2 separate regions of the Homo sapiens genome follow, and region 2 is linked to region 1. A link is an interaction called in ENCODE POLR2A ChIA-PET data of the cell type or tissue named here. Cell type or tissue: PC-3. All regions are shown on one strand.

The links. ChIA-PET counts read pairs that join two places held together with the same protein. Peaks named below come from ENCODE experiments on the same cell type or tissue, not always from the same donor. Only the 100,000 strongest peaks of a DNase experiment are listed, where the experiment ranks them.
Region 2: POLR2A ChIA-PET joins it to region 1 with 6 read pairs; 2 of 35 experiments call an interaction of 5 or more read pairs at or near these places.

The regions. Positions count from the first base shown.
Region 1 is chr5:37,104,389-37,109,388 of GRCh38, reverse strand. It overlaps CPLANE1 (ciliogenesis and planar polarity effector complex subunit 1), which reads left to right. Exons shown (of 53, transcript NM_001384732.1): 52 at 918-1,096; 53 at 1,611-3,154. The coding sequence ends at 1,787. Among named protein-coding and RNA genes, the nearest start is that of CPLANE1-AS1, 140 kb to the left of the region's middle. In PC-3, no CTCF peak of the experiment used is centred here; no DNase peak of the experiment used is centred here.
Region 2 is chr5:36,665,286-36,670,285 of GRCh38, reverse strand. All of the region lies in intron 3 of SLC1A3 (solute carrier family 1 member 3), which reads right to left. It overlaps SLC1A3-AS1 (SLC1A3 antisense RNA 1), which reads left to right. Exons shown (of 2, transcript XR_007058736.1): 2 at 1,575-4,391. Among named protein-coding and RNA genes, the nearest start is that of SLC1A3-AS1, 57 kb to the left of the region's middle. In PC-3, no CTCF peak of the experiment used is centred here; a DNase peak (open chromatin) is centred at 2,285; H3K27ac peaks cover 1,820 bases.

The sequences.
Region 1 (5,000 bases):
AAGTTCAAGGGACTGAATGTAAAAGTGCTTATTAGCCTATACTAAATGCCAAAGTGTGTGCTGTGATTATTTTGGGGGCTTTATTTCTTGGAGATATCTTCAGCTTCAAGTACATAAGGTTGGTAGAGTTACAAAAGACAAAGAGGGCCCAAACTTCAGCATTGTCATACCTCTTCTCCCCTCTTCAGGGAGCCACATGACTGCTTGTTTGGGATCTATATTTACTTCCCATCTTGTCCCATGTCTTGGGTGTTTCTTCATGAAATCACCTCGAAGGGTAGAACATGCTGTGATATTGGCTTTGGAACATTGTGTTAGGTGAGGTAGGCTCCTCTAGGGCTTTGTGCAGAGAAACCTTATTGGTTTGTGGGTTTACTAAGCTGCCTCTGGGCATTAGCTGGAATGAAAATTTCTTTTCAACAAATACTGATATATGCAGTAAGAAGAAAGAGGGTCATAATGTATTGTCACCACACTCACTGTGATGCCTTTGCCTAAAGGCAGATTGTAAGCATTAAGCCTGGGTGAAGATGCCCAAAACATTGCTTCTAAGAAGTTTTCACAAGACTTTCTGTAAAAGACAGGGAAGGCCCAGGTCTCAGAGTTCACCCAACTTTGGTGTCAATACCTCTCCACCGTTCTGTTATATCTGTGGCCTCTCCTCCCTAGATTTTCTTGTCTTAAAGATTAATTACTAATAGTTTTCAAATCCAAAGGCTGGAATTCAGTTTCCATCTCGTACAGTGACAGGACAGGAATTGTTCGAACTCTAAAGTGAACCATTTCCAGACCTTGTGATTCAAATATTATTTAAAATGTGACTACCTTGGCTTTGATGATAAAAGTCACAATTAACAAATGAATGAATGAATGAATGAATCAATCCCAATGTGTGCTTTGTTCTTATCCCTTAAAAGGCTCTAATGCTCCGTGTCATAGTCTGCAGCATACAAAAAAACATGGAAGTGCTGGGCTTGCACCTCAAACCAAGCAGGTGTGTGTAGAGTATGAAAGAGAGGAGACTGTGGTGAGTCCCTGGACGATACCTTCAGAAATCCATAAGATTCTTCATGAGAGTCACAATTCCCTTCTACAAGTAAGCATTGTTCTAGATTTTGTTTGTCTAGTGATTGCTCTATGTTCTTCAGGTTTTTTGTTTGTTTGTTTGTTTGTTTTTTAGTTTGTTTTTTGTGGGATGTGGAAATACTGAAAAGTTGTTAGGTCAGTTTGAAATCGTGATGCAAAGCATCTTCCCTTTTGGCTTAGTACTTCAGCATTTGTCTTTCAGACTTCTCTGTGACTGTATTTTTTAACTAAAAAATGACCAAAATGTAAGAACATAAAATCGTACTACAAGTATCAACATCCGTTCTGCCCTGTCTTCACATCTGGTGCCAGCATCTCGTTGTGTGAGATGATGTTCAGCTCTTGTCCATCTGGATGTGCTGGGCAATCACAGCCCTATTTCCTGGCACATTTCCTTCAGCCTTTTGATGGATGAGCAACTCTAGAATTTTTGGAAAGCTTAGTTCACGTTCCAGGTTTTTTTGTTTTTGTTTTTTTGTTTGTTTTTAGGGGCTAGGACCACAATTGTCTTTTCAATTTAATAGGACTTGTCTCCAACTGAAGAGGAAGAGCCAGAGCATCCTTTTGGGGTGGGCGGTGTGGACAGCGTGTCTGAGAGCACTGGCAGCATCCTCAGCAAGCTGGACTGGAATGCCATCGAAGACATGGTGGCCAGCGTGGAGGACCAGGGCCTGTCTGTCCACTGGGCCCTGGACCTGTAAGACCTGGATATCATTGGGTTTCCATGCACAGGCCAGCACCTCAGTAATGTGGTTCTGAAAGATTAACAGGTTTAAGGGACAGAAGCAATGAAAGAAGCAATGTGAATTTTCCATTTGCTTTCATATTATTACCTGGATTAGCCATTACCAGAGGAAAAATAAACATTTCTCAGTAACTTTGCCTTTATGGGGAAAGGGTTGACTATTGATGTATTATATGTTTTTGTATTTGATGCATCATTAGGCATAATTTTTAAAATGATAAGTACCTTTCAAGCCAAGTTTGCATAACCTACTTTCAATAAAAACCCTCTATCTTGCCTCCTCCTTTATTACCCTCTGAGTTTTGAGAAACAACCATATACAGATGAATCTAATAGGAAAAAAAAAAATCTTTTCATTGAGAAGAAAATCAGTCTCACCTGAGAACTCAATTATGAACCCTATTTTAAAACACCTATGCAGGGTTTAGCCTAGGAGTGAAAAGAAAAACCAACTACCTTTTACCAACCCTGAATCTCTAAATAAGCAAAGTTTCATGGAGGCCAGGAGATCTTCTGTCTTCTGCCCTGTAGCCTGAAGCCTTGGAGGAAGAAACAGGAATGGATGCTTTGGGCAGGAAAGTAAGGGAATATGACTCCGGCCTCTAGAAGGCTCATCTTAAATTTGTAAGAACCATGGTACAGAGACCTGATTAGTTTTTGGTATTGTGCTCCAATAATGTCATAGTTTTAAGAGATAATTTTTATGAGAATTGACTAAGAACCAGTATCCTTCAACTACTTCATCAATGTTTGGTATAATATAAAAGCACACTATCATCTGAAAAAGCTATTAAATACCCCTCTTTTTCCAAATATCTACCTGTGTGAAGCCAGGTTTTACAACATGTATTGCAGCAAGTTGAATGCAGAAGCAGGTATGGTAATTCAGCTGCCTTCTATCAAGCTAAACATTAAAGAGATTTGTAGAACTATAAAACAATGCTACTCTCCTTACCAAATTGTTTTAGAAAATAGCTTTATAGGCTAACATTATTGTTAATTGTCATTTAATTGTTTTGTCATTTAAAATATTTTAAATTGTTTTCTGTTAGTTTCTTTTTTGTATATTCTATGGGTATTTTATTGATACATGATAGTTGTACATTTTTATGGGGTGCATGTGATATTTTGATATGTGCATACAATGTGTAGCAATCAAATCAGGGTAATTGGGATATTCATCACCTCAAACATTTATCATTTATTTGTGTTGGAAACATTCAAACCTTTTCTTCTAGCTATTTATCCATTGTTGGATACTTATATCAATTCTATATCTTAGCTGTTGTGAATAGAGCTGCAATAAATGTAGGAGTGCAGATATCTCTTTGATATACTGATTTTCTTTCTTTTGTATATATACCCAGCTATGGGATTGCTAGATCATATGGTAGTTCTATTTTTAATTATTTGAGGAACCTCCATACTGTTTTCCATAGCTGCTATACTAATTTGCATTCCCACCAAGGGTGTATGAGCATTCCCCTTTATCTGTATGCCCACAAGCATTTATTTTCCATCTTTTGCTGGAAATGACTATTCCAGCAATAAATAAATAAAATGACTATTAGTCATTTTAACTGGGGTGCAGCGATACCTCATTATGGTATTGACTTCCTTTTTTCTGATGATTAGTAATATTGAGCATTTTTTCATATACCTGTTGGCCATTCGTATGTCATCTTTTGAGAAATGTCCATTCAGATATTTTGTCCATTTTGTAGTAGGATTCTTTTTTGTTACTAAGTTGTTTGAGTTCTTTATATATTGCGGTTATTAATCCTTTGCTGGATGGGTAGCTTGCAAATATTTTCTCCCATTCTTTAGGTTGTCTTTTCACTTTGTTGATGGTTTTCTTTGCTGTGCAGAAGCTTTTCAGCTTGATGTAATTCTATTTGTCAATTTTTGCTTTCATTGCCTGTGCTTTTGAGGTTTTACTCAGAAAAAATCTCTGCCTAGACCAGTGTCCTGAAATGTTTCCCAAATGTTTCTTTCAAGTAGTTTCATAGTTTCAGGTCTCATATTTAAGTCTAATCTATTTTGGTTTTTATATGTGATTTATACAGGTGTAGTTTCATTCTTCTGCAATAGACATCTAGTTTTCTTGGCAGCATTTATTGAACAGGAGAGTATCCTTTCCCCATTGTATGTTCTTGATAGCTTTACCAAAAATGGGCTGGCTGTAAATGCATGGATTTATTGATAGTTTTTTGTTTTGTTTTTTGTTTTGTTTTTGTTTTTGTTTTTGTCTTTGTTTTGAGACAGGATCTCACTTTGTTCTCCAGGCTGGAATGCAGTGGTGTGATGTTGGCTCACTGCAGCCTTGACCTACCAGGCTCAAGCGATCCTCCCACCTCGACTACCCAAGTAGCTGGGACTCCAGGTGCGCACCACCATGCCTGGCTAATTTTTTGTAGTTTTCATAGAGACAGTGTTTCATGTTGCCCAGGCTCATCTCGAACTCCTGAGCTCCAGTGATCCTCCCGCCTTGGCCTCCCAAAATGCTTGGATTAGAGGGATGGGCCACTGCACCCAACCTATTGATAGCTTCTTTATTCTATTCTATTGGTCTGTGTTTTTATACCAGTTCAGTGCTGTTTTTGTTTTTGTAACTGTGTACTAATAACACATGGAGAGATGGAATTTCACTTTTGTCACCCAGGCTGGAGTGCAATGGCACAATCTTGGCTCACTGCAACCTCCGCTTCCTGGGTTTAAGTGATTCTTCTGCTTCAGCCTCCTGAGTAGCTGGGACTACAGGCGCCTGCCACCATGCTCAGCTAATTTTTGTGTGTGTGTGTGTTTTTTTTTTTAAGTAGAGATGGGGTTTCACAATGTTGGCCAGGCTGGCCTTGAACTCCTGACCTCAGGTGATCTGCCTGCCTGGGCCTCCCAAAGTGCTGGGATTACAGGCATGAGCCACCATGCCCGGCTGAATTATGGTGTATTATTATTTTTTAGACAGAGTTTCACTCTGTCACCCAGGCTGGAGTGCAGTGGTGCAATCTCGGCTCACTACAACCTCTTCCTCCAAGGTTCAAGCAATTCTTGTGTCTCAGCCTCCTGAGTAGCTGGGACTAAAGGCACGTGCCATCATGCCCGGCTACTTTTCTGTATTTTTAGTAGAGATGGGGTTTCACCTTGTTGGCCAGGCTGGTCTCTTAACTCC
Region 2 (5,000 bases), 440 kb after region 1:
CATGCTAAATATCCCTCTTTCCCTCATTTTCAGAACATCTTCAAAGTCTGCCTCAGGCAAGGTGTCATCCTAGAGAAAAAAGGAGGCATGACTTTTAAGGTTTTCCTAAAGGCTGTAGCTAATGGAACACAGTTCCATGCTTTTTGGGCTGAAAAACTATTGGAAAAGACAAAAAACTCTCAAAAGATTAAATTATCTATATTAATATGAGCTCTTCTGTTTTATTAGCTGTATCTTCACTTTTCTTCATTCTTTATCCTCCCCAATCCCACTAAAATCCAATTATAGTGTAATCCAATTACAGTTAATTGAGTTTTTTTTTTTTTTAACAATTTAAAATGGTGTTTCCACAAATGTATTAAAAGGTTATGCTGTATTTCAATGACGAGTATCAGATTCTAATGGTGGTTTAATATTCAGGTAGTGGCCCTGTTCACATGAACATATTTAGAGTTTGTGTGAACTCTAAATATTTGCATATTTAGAAGGTAAAGTACTGATTAAAATGGTGTCTACGATTGCCAGATAACTGGTTGGGTTTGCTCAAAAATCTTAATACAAAGGTAATTAGCTTAAGTGGAAATTGAAGCCATGACCTTCAATTTATAATTTCATTCGTATTTGAATCGTATCACTTATAATTTTCATTATAAGCCCTTAGTATTTCATATGTTCTTATTTTTAACAACCTATAATGCAGATTATAAAGCAGTTAAGTAACAGTTTAAAGGACTTAACACCAAGTGGAATGGAGTGGGAACTTGAACTCGGGTCTTATGTAACTAGGTTCAGTGTACTTTCTGCCTCTGAGAAAACCAACTGCAGCTCCCACAGATAAGGAGGCCAGCTTTGGCTTTGATGCCATGCACTTAGCCTCTTTTATCCTTGGCCACTTTCTCGAAACCCGGGGCTAAGTATTCATTTGTTAGGATGGCACCACTTCAACATTTCAACTATGTTAAAAATGGGCTAATCTGTTCCCAACCGAAGTATCCCATCCCCCCGCAGTTTCATTCTCAGGTCTGAATCACATCTCAAAATATCTTGGCTTGGCTGTGCTCAAAATGATTTCTCTCAGAAAGGGGCCCACTCTCTTTCCCATGAGTGCCTGAACTTGTCACCACCAAAGCCTGCAATTCTTCCGGCTCTCTCCCTGTGGAACCGGCGAGTAGTGTAAGCACAATACGCCGGATATCTCTGGGTACCAGGGAGTACCAGGCGGCAGTATTTTCTTCCTCCGAGATGCTTTTTTCCCTCTCGCCTTCTATTTTGTGGTGCTGTTCCGTTCTCACGCCAACTCTTCTCTGATGCTCCTGCCCACTATTCTCGACCTACAGCTATTCGGAGAGAGTGCTAAGTGGTCAAGGCAGAGCACTGGAAACCAAAGTGGCAAACAAAGGATGAGGTTTAATGTCCCTTCTCACACCATAGGGAGAGGGATAGGGAAAGTTATCCCAATACCCACGGCTACAGGGCTGTCGACTCTAGAAAATAAAGTTCATAGGTTTTTAAAAAATGTTTAAAGTAAAAACCAATATGAAAACATTTTCTTCATACTTTCTAATTCTAAATAGCTGAAGACAACCATCAAGGCATTTTTTCCCAAAAAGCACAGAAGGAGATTCAATCATCAAATGAGAGGCCTCACTCACCTCTGCATATTGGCCCTTATCCTTTGAAAGAGAATAAAGTAACAGCTGCTATTCTTTCAGCCAAGAAAGGTAAGGGAGGTATATTCATTAATCACATCTCCATGTAGGTCCTTCCCTTAAAGGAGGATCGAAGTCCCACACAGAGTTACTTGACCACCTCTGTTCCAGGTACCCTAGCTTGTAAAACAAATGAGACCACCAGGAACAAGGCAGTACACTGTCATCAGGGCAACAGCAGGACAGATGTGTGCAATCTGTTCACACACAATGGCCTTAATACTGGTGGCATCAGGAAAATGGAGGAAGAACTCTGGAAGACAAAACCCCAAATGAGCAGGGCATCACTTTCCCACCCTCACCTAAACTCTGTGACCATTTCCTTTCCCCAACCTCAAGAAATATGAGAGACGAACCTTTTTACACCAGAGACTAAACAGAGATGTCAGAGTGTCTGGAGCAAGGTTAAAGTACTAAATCACTTTGTAGAATGGGGCACTTTGGCAGGAACTGCCCTAAACGTTTGGGAAGGAGGAAGTTTACATTGAGCCTTATCACTTTAAAATATATGGGAGAAAAGGGCACTGGGGTGATGGGGAGACGGGAAGTTACTTTGGTATGTAGGTAATTGTGGGAGTGTGTTACGACAGCCATGCATTCATCTAAATACATATTTGAGAAACACATTCCAGAGCAAGTGGTAAAGATAATGATCTTGACTAGTTTCTTTTTCTTCATTTGATCTGGGCTTAGCTAAACTAGCCCAATTCAAGACATCATGACATCTTTATTATGAAAACAACCTGCCTTCAGAATCAAGACCCCCCTGAAATCCAAAGAAATACTGTATTGTACTATTGTTATAAGTACCATGATGGCTCTTTCACTTACAATGACACATTTGTGTGTGTGTTTTGTACATTTTGAGTTAACTTTTATGTGGTCCAAAGACTCACTCGCTAAGTCCTATCTTTGATTGATGGTAATGGTCATTTAATTCCATGACAATTGTATAATGCAGATATTGTTGATACTATATTATAGGTGAAGAAACAAGAGACCAGAGAAGTTAAATAACTTGCCCGGCATTGCACAGCTAATAAATGACAGTGGCAGGATTTGAACCCACATTTCCAAGAGAGTATTCTTACTGCTATACCTCTCTTTTTATGGACAAGCCAGGAGTCACCCATGTTTCATTTGCTTGTTATCCATGCTGACTTTCTCTAACTTTCTTGCATTTGAGTTAATTGCTAAGATGAGCCACTTGGCTTGAAGATAATTCTGTGGAGGAATATAATTGTGAAAAATCTCTGTCCCATTACTCAGTATTCCCTAAACCTACTTTAAGATCAAGCTGATTAACACTGGTCACCAGAAGGACTAGCTAGAGAGCTGATAATATCAGTGCAAATTCTTCACCATTCCTAGAAAAACAGCCCAGAGCATGTTTAATGGAGGGTGGAGAGCCGTGGATATTTGCTGGCTGCTGTGAGCACTTGAGTCTTATTTTCTTTTCTACAAGTCTACCCATAAATAACCACTTATCAAGCAAGCAATCATTTCTCCAAACCTATTTCTGTTCAACAATGAGTTAAGCATCAGAAGGAGACTGAATAAGATGCTTTCTAGAAAGTAAAAGATTAAAACTTTGCTTCAAACACCTGAGTATTTTAGGCAGTAATCACATGGAAGAGAGAGGAAAGGAAGGGAGTTTCTTGAGCAAATAGGTAATTATAAAGACAGTCTTTTGGCAATTGATTTGTCACAACAAATATGCACCAAATTCATGGGATTTTAGGGGGCAGAGAGGGAATGTTTTGGAAATGTGTATGTGGTACTCTGTAAGTCTATATGGTAAATTAGATCTCTTATGGTATAATAATTAATATGACTTCTTGGATAAATAAAATATACATTCAGTCAAGTATTAAAGGACAACATAAAATGTGCCAAGTTCCCAAGTTTCCATCATTGGCATGGATTTTATTCTCCTGTCTGCTGAAAATCTGTGACTTGGACATTAACATGTATCAGTGTACTCCCCTCAACAATTCCCATCTCTGGTTTTGAAACACAAAATCTAGAGAAGTAGTCTTCTGTTTTGAATTGTCTTCCCACTTATCCCCATGATGTTTCATTGTTCTTCCAGGGCCACTGGAACAGGTCCAGAAGGAAAGAAAAGAGTGATGGCAACTGCTGATTCAAGAAGATTGTTCTGTTTCAGTTTTTATTTTATTTTAGATGTACCCCTTCTCCACAATGAGTTTCTCATACACGCATCTAATGAAAGACGCCTGTTCTCAACCCTCCTAGAATTTCAAGATGGGCAAACTTACAAGGAAAGCAAGGATGAGTGCTAATATGTACCATATTCATGTGAATATAAGTTTTTTTAATAAGAAAATCAAACTCTAAAAATACAATATACTTCATAATTACAGATTGAAAAATGGGGCCGTGTGTCCTAGGCAGCTGCCCACTGCTGAGTCCAGGGTACACTGCCATCCTAGGAAGAGAGTGAGGAGGAGGGTGAAAAAACTCACCCAGGAAAGGCAGTGAGGGGTGGGGAGGGAGCACAAAGAAAGTCACTTCAAATCTCTCTCTAGAACTATATTGTTTTTCTGTGCAAAAATATTTTCTTCTGGCCCCTTTATAGACTAGCTTGTAAAAACACTGCAAAGTGCTATGATTCTAAGGGTTCTGGAACCGAAGACAAATCATTAAAAGTTAGATTCCAAATTGTTGGTAAAGAATGATTATGTCACAATTTTGCATCACAGTTAGTAAGCCAGTGATAGCCTCGGAATGTAATCTAAGAGACAGTGGCACAGTGGTTAAGAGTTCAGACTCTGACGTTAGAATACCTGGATTCTACTTTTGGCTCTGGTACCATGTGGCTTCTCCAAGCCTCAGTTTCCTCCTCTGTGGAATGTGAAAAATAGAAGCTCCCTCATAGGGTTTTCACTGGCATTAAAGGGGCTTCCATATAGAAAGCACTTAAAGTAGTGTTCAGCACGTGGTAAGCATTCAACAAATGTTAGGTGTTATTATTACTTATTAAACAGGTACATAATAAACAAGCTGTTCACAAAGCATTATTTCACCTCTAAGCCTTACTTCTGATGTAGAAAATACACTAACAATATCTACATTGCAAGATTAGAGAAAACATATTTACAGGGTACAAAGTAGGTCCTTGATAAAGGACAGTTTTGTTCATTCTGTGTCTCCTGCTACCAGAATTTTAGTGCCAAGAGAGCGGGACCATCTGTTTTATTCATTGCAGTGGCCTCAGTGCCTAGCATAGTGTCTGCACATAGAGGGGCTCAATAATCATTTTTTTGAATA